2 separate regions of the Homo sapiens genome follow, and region 2 is linked to region 1. A link is a loop called in an ENCODE intact Hi-C map of the cell type or tissue named here. Cell type or tissue: K562. All regions are shown on one strand. Each heading gives the region's core, and the rest is flanking DNA. Links, peaks and the distances in the headings are about the cores only.

What was found. A loop is a pair of places that touch in the nucleus more often than their neighbours do. Peaks named below come from ENCODE experiments on the same cell type or tissue, not always from the same donor. Only the 100,000 strongest peaks of a DNase experiment are listed, where the experiment ranks them.
Region 2: a loop joins it to region 1, with 4 times the contacts of the local background. A loop is called at or near these places in 2 of 110 quality-filtered maps.

What each region holds. Positions count from the first base shown.
Region 1 is chr11:56,181,708-56,189,472 of GRCh38, forward strand. It overlaps the pseudogene OR8V1P. Among named protein-coding and RNA genes, the nearest start is that of OR5J2, 9.0 kb to the left of the region's middle. In K562, for the core only: no CTCF peak of the experiment used is centred there; no DNase peak of the experiment used is centred there.
Region 2 is chr11:56,230,632-56,238,396 of GRCh38, forward strand. It overlaps OR5T2 (olfactory receptor family 5 subfamily T member 2), which reads right to left and starts at 3,624. Exons shown (of 2, transcript NM_001004746.4): 1 at 3,546-3,624; 2 at 651-2,633. The coding sequence starts at 2,431. The coding sequence ends at 1,475. In K562, for the core only: no CTCF peak of the experiment used is centred there; no DNase peak of the experiment used is centred there.

The DNA of each region.
Region 1 (7,765 bases), core at 1,289-6,288:
ATTTTGTCTACTCTGGGACTGGTTGATTTATATTGATGAGTGGTAATCTGATATTTTGAGCCACAAATTATATAAATAGATGGATAGATTGGTTTTTATATTTTGCTATTATTTTATGTATTATGTCATGTTTATTTGTTAGAATTTAAAAATAGCATACCAAATGTTTTAATTCTTATCATTAAGGCTCTTATAAAAATAACACTAACTTTAAATGCAGTGTAAACTTCTGCTCAAATATAACACAGTGGGGAATGAGAGAAATACTACATACCCTTGTGAGGGGTTTTCTTTTCCTTGCTCTAAAGTGTACCACTCACATGTACTGGAAATTTGCATGTAGCTCTTCCTGTTTCTTGATTTTTGAAAACTCCCTCCCTCGTAGGATTCCAGTGGTTTACTCTTTGCCCAGGGAATCTAAGGATTTGTCAATTTGTCATTCCACCCACCCTTTCTACTCTGGTGGTACTTTTCTATAATTAAAAAAAATCATATGCAGATACAATTGAACAATTGGGAATATAAAGACTGTGGCAAATCATTAAGTATTTTAATGAATCACAAATCATTTCTTATTCTAAAGATAATAAAACTTAATTTTCATACCCAACTCCTCAATTAATTCTTTATTGTTTACACGAACTCTTTCAATGAGAAACTACATAGATTGATTAGTAACACTATTTTCTTGAGGTTGATAAATATTTCTGAGTTGCATATTTTTCCTCTTGATCTGTCTAATCACTGTGGTGAGTAACTTTTGTATGTTTACATTAATCATAACAAAATCCAATATACTGTACATCTGTGAGGAAGGAGGTGTTCTTCCCGTCTTATTCTATGCATATGTCACACCTTAGAATAAAACGGTGCCCATCCTTCAAAATTGCATGGAGTGTTTCTACTATTCTCCATTGTATCATTTAGAAATGCTTCTCCTATGCATTTAACAGATTGCTCAACAAATGATGGCTCAAGGCAGATGGTTTAAATTTTTTAAGTGACGTGAGGTTGGAGACTGATGACTGTCATTTTTTTTATTAGTTAAGTAGCTCAACAATTTCAGAGGCAGTATGTTTTTCATTGTCTTGTCCTTAAATTAACTTTCCGAAATTGATGAAACTCACATAAAATTGCTCAGGTCCACGAAGCAGAAGTTGATGTCAAATAAATACTTCCTCCACACACTTCTCTTTTTCATGGAAGGGACATCTGTTTTTTACATTATTCTGAGCTGACTTCCTCCTGCATTAGCAATAGTCAATTGTTTTTGTTTTAATTTCTAAATTCTGATCTTCCTAAATCATCTTTTTTCAAATGTGGATGAACTTCCTAGGACAGAAATCATTGATTAAAATTGATACACCTTTGTTTATTTCTTTTTCAGCCTGTTCTTGATTACTTAATGCTAATTATTGCTCCTATCCCCCCCAAAATTTATTACTAATCCACACAAATTATACTCTGCAACCATTTCATGATGGTTTCTATTTGACAAAGTCAAGCATTGATAATCCACTGATTAGCTTATATTTCTGTGTGTTGATGTAGTGATTGATTATTGAATTAATATTCTATGCTTGAAGTGGTTATGATCTTTATTCATTTATCATATTTAAATATTTCATTGTCAAGTAAAATTACATAAAATCAAGATGTACAATGTGATGATTTGCTATACATATATATTGTGTACTGATTACACAGTCAAATTAATTAACATATCCATCACCACTCTTAGTTTCCTCTTTTCTTTTTTGAGTGTTTATGTGTATGTAGCAAAGATACTTAAAATGTGCTTTCTTATCAAATTCAGGTAAACAATACAGTATTATTAATTATAGAAATCATAGAGCCCCAGAACATGTACATCTTATAACTGATCTCTCTGCTATTTCTCTTCTTTCAATCTGACACCTGCCAAAGTGGAGCTTTGCTCTATGTTGTCTCAGGATGACAGCAACAAAGGCAAAAATGACATTAAGGGACAATATAGGGTAGTTGTTGAGAGCATGAAATCTGGATTTGATTACCTGGCTTTGAAACCTATTTGTACTACCTAATACATTGGTGAATTCTGACAATTTATTTACCCTTTCTAAACCTTTATTTTTATCATCTGAAAAATGGAACTTTTAGTAAAACTTAGCTCACAGAACTATTGTGATGGCTAAATTAAGACATAGAGAATGCCATTTGTTGTTGGTGTTCTATTTTCCCTTTTTTCTGTTCTTTTTATTGTGGACTTAAAAACTTTCTTTGTTTATTAGAGTTGCTATAACAAATTACCATAAAATGGGTGGTTCCTAAACAATAGAAATTTACTTAATACAATTCTAGAGGCTGGGAAGTCCAAGATCAAGGTGCCAGTAGATTTGGTGTCTAGTAAGGTCTTCCTCTCTGGATCATAGATGGTGTCTTCTCCCTGTGTCTTCATATAGTGGAAGGAGGTAAGAAGTTCCCTGAGTCCTCTCTCACAAGGACACTAATCTCATTCATGAGAATCTACTCTCATGATCTCGTTTCTCCCAAAGGTCCTACCTTCTAATACCATCACCTTGGGGGTTAGGATTTCAACATATACATTTGGGAAGAATACAACATTCAGAACAACTCTTTTTGTTGTGGTGGTGGTGGTTGTTATTTTAGCGTTTGTTTTAGGGCATAGATATTTTACTTGTAATAGTTTACTTTCAAGTGTAATTATATCCCTTCACATATAAAATAAGAACTTTACAGTATTTAACCACTCCTGCCATCTCCTTTATAACAGCTTTGTTGTATATTTTTATTACTCTTAAACAAATAATTATCTTTCACATAGATTTAAATTATTGAAATCACTATGTAGTCACTTCTGGTGCTGTTCATTCTTTTGTCTAGAATCACATTTCAATCTGGTATTTTTTTCCCTTCTGATTGATGGGCTTCATTTATCATTTCTTTTAGTGCAAGTTTAATCATGAAGGGTTCTTTCAGTGTTGATATGTCTGAAATAACTTTATTTCACATTCCTTTTCAAAATATGTATTCCCTGGGTAAAGAATCCTAGGTGACAGTTATTCTGTTTCAGTGTTTTGATGCTGTTGCTCTGCTGTATCTTGACTTGCAATGTTTTTGAGGAGAAGCTAAATGAACAATGATGTTACATGAAATAAAATGTTATTATTTTTCTTATTCCTCTGTATACAAAGTGTTTGTGTTTTGACTGCTTAAGGTTTTTATTTATCACTTGCTGTGTGAAATTGTGTTTGTTTTTATTTTGTTTTGTTTTGTTTTCTCTCCACTTTTGTTTGGGGTTCAGGGCTACATGTGCTGGTTTGTTACATGGGTAATTTGAGTATCACTGAAGTTTGGTATACAAGTGATCCCATCACCCAGGTAGTGAACATAGCACCCAATATGTAGCTTTTCAACCCTTGCACCTTGCTCTCTCTTCTCCTCTAGTGTACCCCAGTGCCCAGTGTCTATCATTCCCACCCATCTTTATGTCTATTTGAACACAATCTTTAGTTCTCACTTATAAGTGACAACATGTATTATTTGATTTCCTGTTCCTGTGTTAATATGCTTAGAATAATGGCCTTCAGCTGCATCCACATTACTGCAAAAGACATGATTTTCTTCTTTTTATGGCTATACAATATTCCACATATGTATAGAATATTTCATATAGTATTCCATATATATTGTATTAGCCATGTAGTATTCCACATTGTAATTCAAAGTGCTATATATATTTGTACATTCCATATATAGTCTGTATATATATATATAGATATATATTTGTACATATATATAGCACATTGGATTACAATGTGTCTTCAGTTAGTTTTCTACATATTGTTTGTACCTGGGATTGTTTAATCTTCTTGAATCTGAGGGTTTTTAATTTTTAACAATTGGAAAACTTTCACCTATAATTTATTTAAATAATTTTAATGGCCCTCTTCTTTGAGGAGTTTAATTACATGTATATTTGGCTTCTTGAAGTTGTTCAGCTTATTGTTCTCTGTTTTTAAAAAAATATTTTGATTCTCTGTGTTTCATTTGGGATATTTTCTATTGGTATGTCTACAGGTTCACTTGTTTTTTTTCTTCTATGATGTCTAATCTGCTATGAATACAATCCCACGTACTTTTCATCTTTTACATTGTACATCTCTCTGTGGAAATTCAATATTTTGTAGTGTCCTCTGTGTTCCTACTTACCTTTTTGAAAATATGACATGCACTTATAAAACTTTTAATGCCCTTGTTTGATAATTCTAACACCCATGTCAGTTCTTGGTTAGTTTCAATTGATTGGTTATTCTGTTCATTAAGGATCATGATTTCCTGATTCTTTGTATGCCTGACAATTATTCAATGTATCCCACATATTACCAATTGTGCCTTGGTGTTTGCTGGATAATTTTGTATTTTATGAATACTATTAAGCTTTGTTGTGGGATACAATTAGTTGAAAACAATTTAATCCTTTTAGATATTACTTTTATTATTTATCAGGTGAGTCCAGGTCAGTAATTGGTCTAAGGCTGGTTATTTTCTTATACTGGAATAAGATCTTGAATACTGTACATATAGCCTCAGGAATTATGAGTTTTTCTAGTCTGTATGTAATAAATTGTTACAATCCCTGCCTTTATTTGAGTGCTGGACACTCCTCTTTATTTTTAGGATGATTGTTTCTTCAATTATGTGTGGTTTCATTTTGCATATTCTCATCAGTCATCTCTTGAATAATTAAGAATTATTATTTGCAAAGATACAATGTCCATTGTGCAGATCTCTTATCTTTGGTACTCTGTCCTGCAAACCCTGGCTACCAGCAGACTCTCAACTTGTCTTTTAAACTCAGGAATTCTGAGCTTCACTTGGGTTTGCCCTTCATGCAGTCCGGTCTGGTTAGTCTCATAAGACAGAAAAGGGAAGATACCACAGGATTCAACTGCTTTGTTTTCTGTCTCTCAGGGGGAACTCTCCTTAGTTGTCTGACATCTGTGTCATGAAAGCTACTGTTTCATATATTTTGTCTTTCATTTTCTTTTTCTTGTTTAAATGGGAAGTTAAAATCTCATCTCAATTACTCCATATTATTTGGTAGCAGAAGAGAATATTCAGGATATATTTAGGTGAGCTCTGTAAATATTTTTTCATTCTTTTTCTTTATCATTAATCTTCATCTTTAAGTCTCTTACCTCTAGATTGATACAAAGATTTTTTTTTTTAATTCAAAGTTCTGAACACTTCATATCCCCTGAATCTTCCACCCCAGTCAATGCCTCTGTTCACTTCTGAGTGTATCATAATTAACCCTCCACAGGACTTTCAACTTTCCATTCTTAGTATTCTGCAACCTCTAACTTGTGCAGCAGTCATAGCTATCCATTACCCAAAGATAGATCAGAACACTTGTTAGCTAAAAATCCCACAGTGGCTTATTTATCAAGATAAAATGCAAGATTTATAAAGGCCTGTATAGTTTTACTTGGTTGAGTTCTACATTACAAATCTTCAACGTATCTTCTATTTCTTAATTTTATTTTATGGTCCAATCACGTTTTGACTGTTGCTTTTCAAAATAAAAGTCATATTATTTTTTAAAAACTGCTATGCTAATAGTTCTCTCACCCTGGAATAGCTTTCCCATAAGTATTCACACAGTCTACTTACTCAGTTCTTCAGGTGTTTGTTTAAATATTATCTCATCAGAGGAATCCCATGAAAGTCTCAATTAAAAAATTAATTATTGTCCTGGCTACTTGCTTTATTTAAAGTAATGGCAAAAACCACAGTTACTTTTGCACCAACCTAATATATTCATTTTACTCAATACTGTCAATCATACAAAATAACTCACTTGTCATTCCACTCATTTTCTATTGGCTTCATAAAGAGAGAAATGTTGGGCCAGGTGCAGTGGCTCACTCCTGTAATCCCAGCACTTTGGGAGGCCGAGGAGGGCAGATCATGAGGTCAGGAGATGGAGACCATCCTGGCCAACATGGTGAAACCCCGTCTCTACTAAAAATACAAAAGTTAGCTGGGAGTGGTGGCACGTGCCTGTAATCTCAGCTACTTGGGAGGCTGAGGCAGGAGAATCGCTTGAACCCGGGAGGTGGAGGTTGCAGTGAGCCGAGATCGTGCCACTGCACTCCAGCCTGGCGATATAGCGAGACTCCATCTCAAAAAATAAAAATAAAAAATAAAAAATAAAAAAAGAGAAATGTTGGTTAACTTGACAATATATGTTTACTGATCATATGAATCTATTTATACATCTGCCTTTCAGTGTACTAGGCACTCCGAATAAAATACTGATAAAATATACAGTCCCTAGCTTTAATTTTAAAAAGTTAATGGAAAACAATTTCTATGTGAGAACACATAGGAAAGGCACCTAAGCTGAACTTAAAACTGAATATTGATTAATAGTTAAAGTATGAGTAGGAATTAGTCATCTGTTAGTGATAGATTTTTATTTAAAGGTAATTAATAAAATTATCTATTTCTGTGCTTATCACACACTGATTCTTGCTCATCACATGGAGGCAACAATACAAATGTAAAGCAATATTAGTTTGAGTATCTATTTGTTATTGCATAATTTATTGTTATCATAACCTACAATGAATTTTAAATAGATGATTTGCACATATTTTCCAGGTTCTACGTAGAGCATTTTTTATCTCTTTATTCCTCAAACTGTAGATCATTGGATTCAACATAGGTGTTATCAAAGTATAAAATAAAGAGGCCATTTTGTCAATATCAAGTGAATGACTGGATTTGGGGTGAACATACATAAAGAAGAAGGTGCCATAAAATACAGTTATCACTGTCAGGTGAGTTCCACAGGTGGAGAAGGCCTTGTACCTGCCTTCTGCAGAATTCATCCTGAGGACGGCGACAAGGATCAGAATGTAAGACACAAGGACTATCAGAAGAGATGAAATCAAATTAAAAGCTGAAAAGATTAAAATTATCAATTTAATGTCTTCTGTGTCTGAACAGAGCAAAGATATCAATGGCAGACTATCACAGTAGAAATGCTTGATGATGTTATAGCCACAAAATGATGAGGTAAACATTTTTGTGACTGTCAGCAAAGTCAAAAAGACACTGTAGAGATAAGGTATTGCCACTAGAATTTGACATGCCCTTTGTGACATGATGATCATATAGAGCAGAGGGTTACAAATGGCCACATAGCGTTCATAGGCCATTGCTGACAGAATGAAAATTTCACTACTGATAAATATACTGAAGAAAGTGAGTTGGGTAGCACACTAATTATAGGAGATTATATGTTGATCTACAACAAAGTTTACTAGCATTTTGGGTCCCACTGCTGTTGAATAACCAAGATCAATGAAAGCCAGATGCCTTAGGAAAAAGTACATGGGTGTTTGAAGCCTAGAATCTATCTTTGTGAGGATGATCAAGCCTAAGTTACCCACCACTGACAACATGTATACAATGAGGGAGAACCCAAATAATGGAGCCTGCAGCTCAGAGATGTCCGTGATTCCCATTAGAATGAATTCATTCACTACTGTCAGATTGTGTTTGTCCATTCAAGTAATTCAGGGAACCTATATTGGGAATAAATATAAAAATAATTATTAACTTCTAAGAAATATGACAAAAATATGTATATGTATATATACATGTGTATATATACAAGTGTATATGTGTGTGTATATATATACAGAAGTATATATATGTGTATATATGTATATATGTGTATAAACATACATAT
Region 2 (7,765 bases), core at 1,421-6,420, 49 kb after region 1:
TGTCATGCAGACTTTACAATTTTTAAAGAATGAAAACAATCTTTCTGATTTTAAGTGGTGTTTAAAGATCTCTTCTATTCTAAAACATACACACAAGCACACACACGCCACACATATGCACACAGGGGCTGTCCTCATTTGCATGATTTTGCACACACATATGATGAATATCAATGACCATAACTTAATTTTGACTTTTGAAGTAAGGAATCACATAATATCAGAGGACAGAGCCTCCAAACAGGAGAAAATAAATGCAGATGTATTATGTAGAAATATTCTGTGGGAGGATATGCTCTATATTTATACTTTTGAAGTGTGATTTAGATGTATTAATCATATTTTAGCAAAATATTCAAAATATTCATTATATGGAGATGAAAGAAAACAATACACATTTTTAAGTAAAGGTTACAAACATAAATGCCTGTGAATGTGCATTTTTGTGTATATCAATGACTATCAGCATGTATGTACATGTATACGTGAACATATGTATATGTATACATACATAAAGAAAATAGATGACACAGATTTTTCTACATGTAAGAACAGCATAGGTACAGGGTCACTTATGATCTTTATTTTAAAACGTCCAAGAAAAAAAACAGGATTACACTAATAAATTAAACATTTTTATTATCGTCTAGGGAAAACTCTTGCTAACCAGGTTTTTCCTCTACTGTCATACCACAACAATCATCAACACAGAAGACTTCTGTGATCAAATGGGTAGGGATTTCTTCCTCCCACACCACGTGGTAATCACCAACTGGGTATCCTCTAATTCAGTTGCAACACTATCTACCCAGAGATAGTGTCAGATCCCATAGGTTGAGGGTTCAGTCCCCAAAACTGCCCCCTGACAACACCAGTCACAAATTCGGGTCTCTGAAACTTTGACCAACCTGCTTCAAGTTGGATCTCCCATGACCCCCTCTTTGGGTTTCATTAAATTACTGAAGCAGCTCACAAAACTCAGGGAAACATATTACTGGCTTATTGAAAAGGATATTGCAAAGGACACTGGTGAAGGGATGTGTAGGGCAAAGTATAAGGAAAGGGGTGCAGAGTTTCCATGCCCTCCCTGACCATGCCACCCTCTAGGAACTTCCATTTGTTCTGCTCCCCAGAAGCTCACTGAACCCTATCCTCCTAGGTTCTATGGAAGCTTCAAGGCATCAGCATTCCCTCCCCGAAGGTATAGGGTGGGACTCTCTCATGGGAGAGTCTTAAGATTCACAATCAGTAAGGCAGACATTGGAACCCAGCCTTGGTGCAAGTGAAAGGAGGGCAGGAGAAGGTAAAAGGCCTGCCCCTGAGGTATAACACCCAACATTATAACAAAAGACTGTAACAAAGGCTATGGGAATTATGAGCCAGGAACCCTGGATGGAAACCAACATATATCATAACACCACAATGACACATTCTTGGTATTGAGGTGCAGAGTATCACCCTCACCTTTTATAATTTATTTTTTAGTATGAAAATATACTTTATTGATAACCTGATTTTTCCCAAACATTTTTTTCATTGAGTCTTTTACATCTTTGTTCCTCAAACTGTAGATGACGGGATTCAGCAAGGGAATCACAATGGTGTAAAATATTGACACTATCATGTCATGGTCCGAAGCATAGCTGGAACTTGGTCTCACATACATGAAGAGGATTGTCCCATAATAAATTGACACTCCAGTTAGGTGAGCTCCACATGTGGAGAAGACTTTTCTCCTCCCTTCAGCAGAATACATCTTCAGAATGGCCAACAGAATCAAACCATAGGAGATCAGAACAATCAGGATAGTGACCAGCTCGATAGAGCCCACAAAGTAGAAGAGTAGAAGCTGGTTTGTGTGAGTGTCAGAATAAGAAATAGCAAGGAGAGGAGGGATATCACAAAAGACACGCCTAATTTCATTGGCTCCACAGAAGGATAGGCTAAATGTAGCCACTGTATGTATAGTAGCATGTAAAATGCCAGCAACATAGGAAGCATTGATGAGTGGCATGTAGACTCTGGGTGACATGCTCACTGAATACAGGAGAGGGTTGTAGATGGCTACATAGCGATCATAAGCCATTGCAGCCAAGAGAAAGCATTCTGTGGTTCCAAAACTACAAGCAAGAAACACCTGTGCTACACATCCAAGGAATGAAATGACTTTATTCTTTGTCGTAAAATCTACTAACATATTTGGGGTAATAACTGAGGAATAGCAGGCATCCACAGAAGACAACATACTCAGAAAATAGTACATGGGTTTGTGGAGCTGGGAATCCCTAATGACCACTAAAATCAGTCCTAAATTTCCCATGAGAGTGAAGAGGTAGATTGCTAGAAACAGGAAGAAGAAGATAGTCTGCAGTTCAAGATTGTCTGTGAAGCCCTTCAGTACAAATAAGGTAACTTCAGTGACATTCTTCATGTTGAAATCTAGAACAAACTTGAAGATATGCATAAAGTTACAGTTCATATTATGACAAAAAGAATGAACAACACCATGACTCAAGGGGATGTTAACTGTGCTCTTGTATATACTGTACGACATATATTCAGCAGTGCATAATTCTCTAGTAGTGAATCAGAAGACAGTGACAAACTGGTCAGCCATGTGTTCATGCCACTCACTGCAGAATCAAATGGAAGAAATGGACGTTCATTAGTTGGCTGGACTTATTCTGTTTCTAAAATCATCAGGTCTACTGGTTAATTTACCACTGAATTGTATTAAGCTGTTTATATATTAAATAATATTAAAACACACAAAAATGAGTGGCTTAAACAATCTTTGGGCATCCAAATACACAAGAGACTGTATCAGGGGACAGAGCATTGGAATACAATACCAGAATTTTAGAACTTGTAGCAATTGTGCAAAATGATTTGCTATATCTACTTGTCTATAGAATGAGAACATTAATAGTTTGTTCACAAGATTGGAGTAAATATTGAAGGAAAATTGCATTAATAAAATATAATATGTAAAATAATTTTGATTATAGAATATGCTGAATTAAGTTGGTTCTACATTCTATCAAGATTAAATCCAATGAACAGTTATGATTTTTTTCATCTGCTCATTCAAATGTCTCTGAATTATTCTTTGGAGAATGAAGAAGTTTTGTGAATTACTTGATCATTTTATGCCAAAAATAAACATGCAAATTACCATGATTCCATTTTCTACATTACAATTGTCTTAATTTTGCTTTGTGCAAATAAGATACTTCAACCAAATTTCTTGTGAGACAGGCATTTCTACTAGATGCCAAAATAAGTTATATTGGGTAAAAATTAAGTTAATATTAGCACATAGTCAAAGATTCAGAGTTATAAAGAGAAAATCACTATGATTCTTGAAGATTTAATAATATAGAATCAACTTTTTAAATTAATGCAAATCTATTTTTATGAAACAAATTTTAATGGAAGGGAGAAAACTTTAAATATCGTGAATGTAATAACGAAACACTAAGTTTGCTAAATAACAGGCATTTATTTAGCACTTGCTGCAAGAACAGACATTTCTTGTACATTACCTTATTTCACCTTTATAGCAACTTTCATAGCTAACAATTTCCAGAGCCAAGATTCAATCCCAGGTTTCTCTCATTGTACATGAAATTTTTGCATTTTTTCATGGCCTCATAAATGGCTTCATTCTGCAACTGGAACACTCTTCCTCTTACCCCTCTGCTGACCTCAGGGAAATAAAGGTAAAGCAAAACATGATTCTCGATGTATTTGTATTTTTTAAGCCATTAAATCTAGAGAAACATAAAATAAGTAGCAATCTGAAGTGACTTCTAGATTATAAAGCCAGAAAATAAATTTAAAATAAGTATTGATTGTTTTCCTTATTACTTCAAAATACAAGACCCCAGATAAATGAATAAGTCAAATGTTTTTTTGCCCTTTGTTGATATTTATTGGTAAATTCATGACCTTTGAACTATCTTTATCTATAAGAAAAATACAAGCATATACTCTATTAGGAGCACTCTTATTTATCTCTATAAGTACAAATACAATATTTTCTATTTTTTATTGTTTTCTAGTAAGTGTTGGATTTTAATTCTTAGGCATAACTCTAAATAAATCATATTTTGATGAATACACTTGATTCACATATGTAATAGTCCAGAACTGAAGTGTTTAGTTCTTGGTGTTTAGCAGCTAAAAAGTTTAGTAAAAAAAAACATAGTTATTCTTGATATTGTAGGTTCTAGCTGCCGAAATATTCTTCAAATTATCTGAAATTTTCTCTTACCTGTGGAACAGCAAATGCAGATTTAGGTATTCTATGAATATGGCTAACTTAGATTGTTTATATCTTTGTAATTGACTGTTGATGAAATCCAAGGAGATGTCCCAAGGGGAATATGCCCCAATTATCTTCTGTTTCAAAATAGCACCATGATGATTTACTTAATAATAAAAAGTAAATGATTCCGGAATAAGGCACTGCATGCTCCTACTTATTGAATCAATAGAGTTCTTTGGCTTCTGTTTAAAATGTGTCAGATTTGAATTTCCCTGATGACTACTGATGTTGAACATCTTTTCATACATCTGAAGGCCATTTGTATGTCTTCTTTGGAAAAAAAATGTATTCAAGTCCTTTGCCAGTTTTAAAATAAGATTATTGTTATTGTGGCTATTGAATTTATATATTTTGATATTAATCCCCTATTAGATATATCATTTACAAATATTTTTTGTTTGGCTGATGGTTTTCTTCATTGTGCAGAAGATTTTGACTTTGACGTAGCCCTACTTGTCTAATTTTGGTTTTGTTACTTGGCTTTTTATGTCATTGCTTGTATTTTTATGTTACATCCAACAAGTTACTGCCAAGCTGAAGGTCCTAAAGTTTTTCCTTATGTTTTCTTCTAGAAATTGTAGTTTCAGGTTTTATGTTTAAATTTTTAATCCATTTTGGGTTGGTTATTTTATATGGTATAAGACAAGGGTCCAATTTAATTTCCCATTGTGTATTCTTGGCACACTTGTGAAAGATCATTTGACTATATACATGTGGGATTGTTTCCAGGCTCCCTATTCTGTTCCGTTGGTCTATATATCTGTCCTTATTCCAGTCCCATGCTATTTAATTACTGTAGTTTTGTAATATCATTGAAATAAAAAAGTATAATACCTCTAGCTTTGTTTTTCTTTCTCAAGATTCCTTTGGCTATTTGAAGTCTTTTGTAATTGCACATAATTTTTACGATGTTTTTTCTATTTCTGTAAAACCCAGCACTAGGATTTTGCAGGAAATGCATTAAATCTGAAGACCCCTTTGGGTAATATGGAGATTTTAATTATTGCAGATCAAAACCACAATGAGATATCATCACACACCTGTTATGGCCATTATTTAAAAAAAAAAAGTATTGATAAGAATGTGGAGAAATTGGAACCCTGGTGTACTGTTGACAAGAATATAAAACAGTGCAGCCATGATTGAAAATAGTATGGAAGTTCCTTGAAACATTAAAAACAGGATTACTATACAATCCTGAAATTCTGAAACCACCTTCGCAAAATTATGACAGTAAGAGAAATCTGCCATGACTGACTTCTTCTTGCTTCTATCATCACAGGCTGTCTGTCTTTGCTCATCTCTGGGCATGGACCAAATAACTTCGGGAGAAATTTAGTTTATAGTTTAAATGATAATAGTCCTTTGCAAAAACTAAACCACCTTTGTAAAACTAATCAAAGGCACCAAGTTAAGAGGATGAGAGGAGTCTGTGTTCTGCTAAGATATAGGCCTAGTAAAATGATTACCAGCCATTTTTTCCTGGAAGTCACAAGATTTGCAGCTTCCCCAATTATTCCTGCAGATAACATAGCTATTGTAGAACCTAAGATTGGCATTTTGAGATTCTTTTCAAATATTTGTATATCTGATAGCTGGATGGCCCCACCTGGACCTCTGACTCAAACAGTCATGTGGCCCCCACCCAGAAACACACTCAACACATGAGGATCATTTTCCACATCCCTATGATTCATCCTAAACTGATCAGCAACACCCATACCCTAGCCCTCTGCCCATCAAACTATCTTTGAAAAGCACCTAACTTTCAAGCCTTCAAGGAGATTGAATTGAGTAATAACTCCCTCTCCCATATGGTGTGGCAAGCCTCATCTCTTTTGCTTATTCTCATGCATTTTCATCCTCATAGCTTAGCTCCAGCTTATGAATGAGATGACATGATATTTATTTTTCCATTCTTTTCTTTACTGCAATGCCGTGGTCTCAGTAAATTGATTTTGTCTGTGGAGCAGTCAGCAAAAAATCCATTTGGCAGTTACAATTCGATATCTGGGTATTTATCCAAAATACTTGAAATCAGGATTTTGAAGATATATGTAGTCCATGTTTAATGCAGTATTATTCACAATGGCCAAAATGTGGAAGCAACCTAAATGTGCATTAATAGATTAATGGCAAACGAATAAGAGGTATATACACAGCTTTAAAAAGAGTAGACCCTGTCATATGTGTTATCATGGTAGAACCAGGAGGACTTTACTGACAAACACTGTGTGATTCCACTTACGTGCGATATCTATAATACTCTCAATGATTAGAGAGTAGAATGGTGGGCTGCCAGGGGCTGAGGAGAGGGGTAATGGGAGTTTATATTCAATGGATACTAAATTGCCATCATGTATGACATAAGAATTCTAGAGATCTATTGTACAACATTGTGCCTATAGTTAATACTGCATCACACACATAAATTTTGTTGAGAAGGTAGTTCTCATGTTAAATTTCTTATCATAAAATTTTTGAAAAAACAAAAACACAGAAAATGATGCTTTAGAAAAAACTATGATTCAAGACTAGGTAAGAGCTCTTAAATCCTAAAGTTTAAGCTTCAATCATAGTGGTGACCATGGGTTAGAACTTAATTTCTCTGAGGTTCAGTTTCCTCATCCTGAAAATATATGCAATTTTGTCTTATTTTTATTTTATTTTTTGGTTTTGAAGGCTTTCCATTTTCATAAATTTTATTTTTATTTCAACAGTTTATGGAATACAGGTGGTTTTTGGTTACATGGGTAAATTCTTTAGCGGTGATTCCTGAGATTTTGGTGCACCAGTCATCCAAGCAGTGTACACTGTACCCAATATATAGTCTTCTGTTCATCACCCCTCTCTCACCCTCCACCTTGAGTCCTCAAAGTCCATTATATCGTTTTTAAGCCTTTTCATCCTCTTAGCTTAGCTCCCACTTATAAGTGAGAACATACAATATTTGGTTTTCCATTCTTGAGTTACTTCACCTAGAATAACATCTCCAGCTCCATCCAGGTTGCTGCAAAAGACATCATTTCATTCCTTTTTAAGGCTGAGTAGTATTCCATGGTGTGTATATACCACATTTGCTTTTTCTACTCGTTGGTTGATGAGCACATAGATTGGTTCAATATCTTTGCGATTGCAATTTGTGCTGCTATACGTGTGAATGTGTGCTGCTATACATGTGAATGTGTCTTTTTCATATGACTTATTTTCCTTTGGGTAGATACCCAGTAGTGGAACTGCTGGATCAAATGGTAGTTCTATATTTTGTTCTTTAAGAAATCTCCATACTGTTTTCCATAGTGGTTGTACTAGTTTACATTCCCACCAGCAGTGTAAAAGTGTTCCCTTTTCACCACAAGCATACCAACATCTATTGTTTTTGACTTTTTAATTATGCCCATTTTTGCAGGAGTAAAGTGGTATCTCATTGTAGTT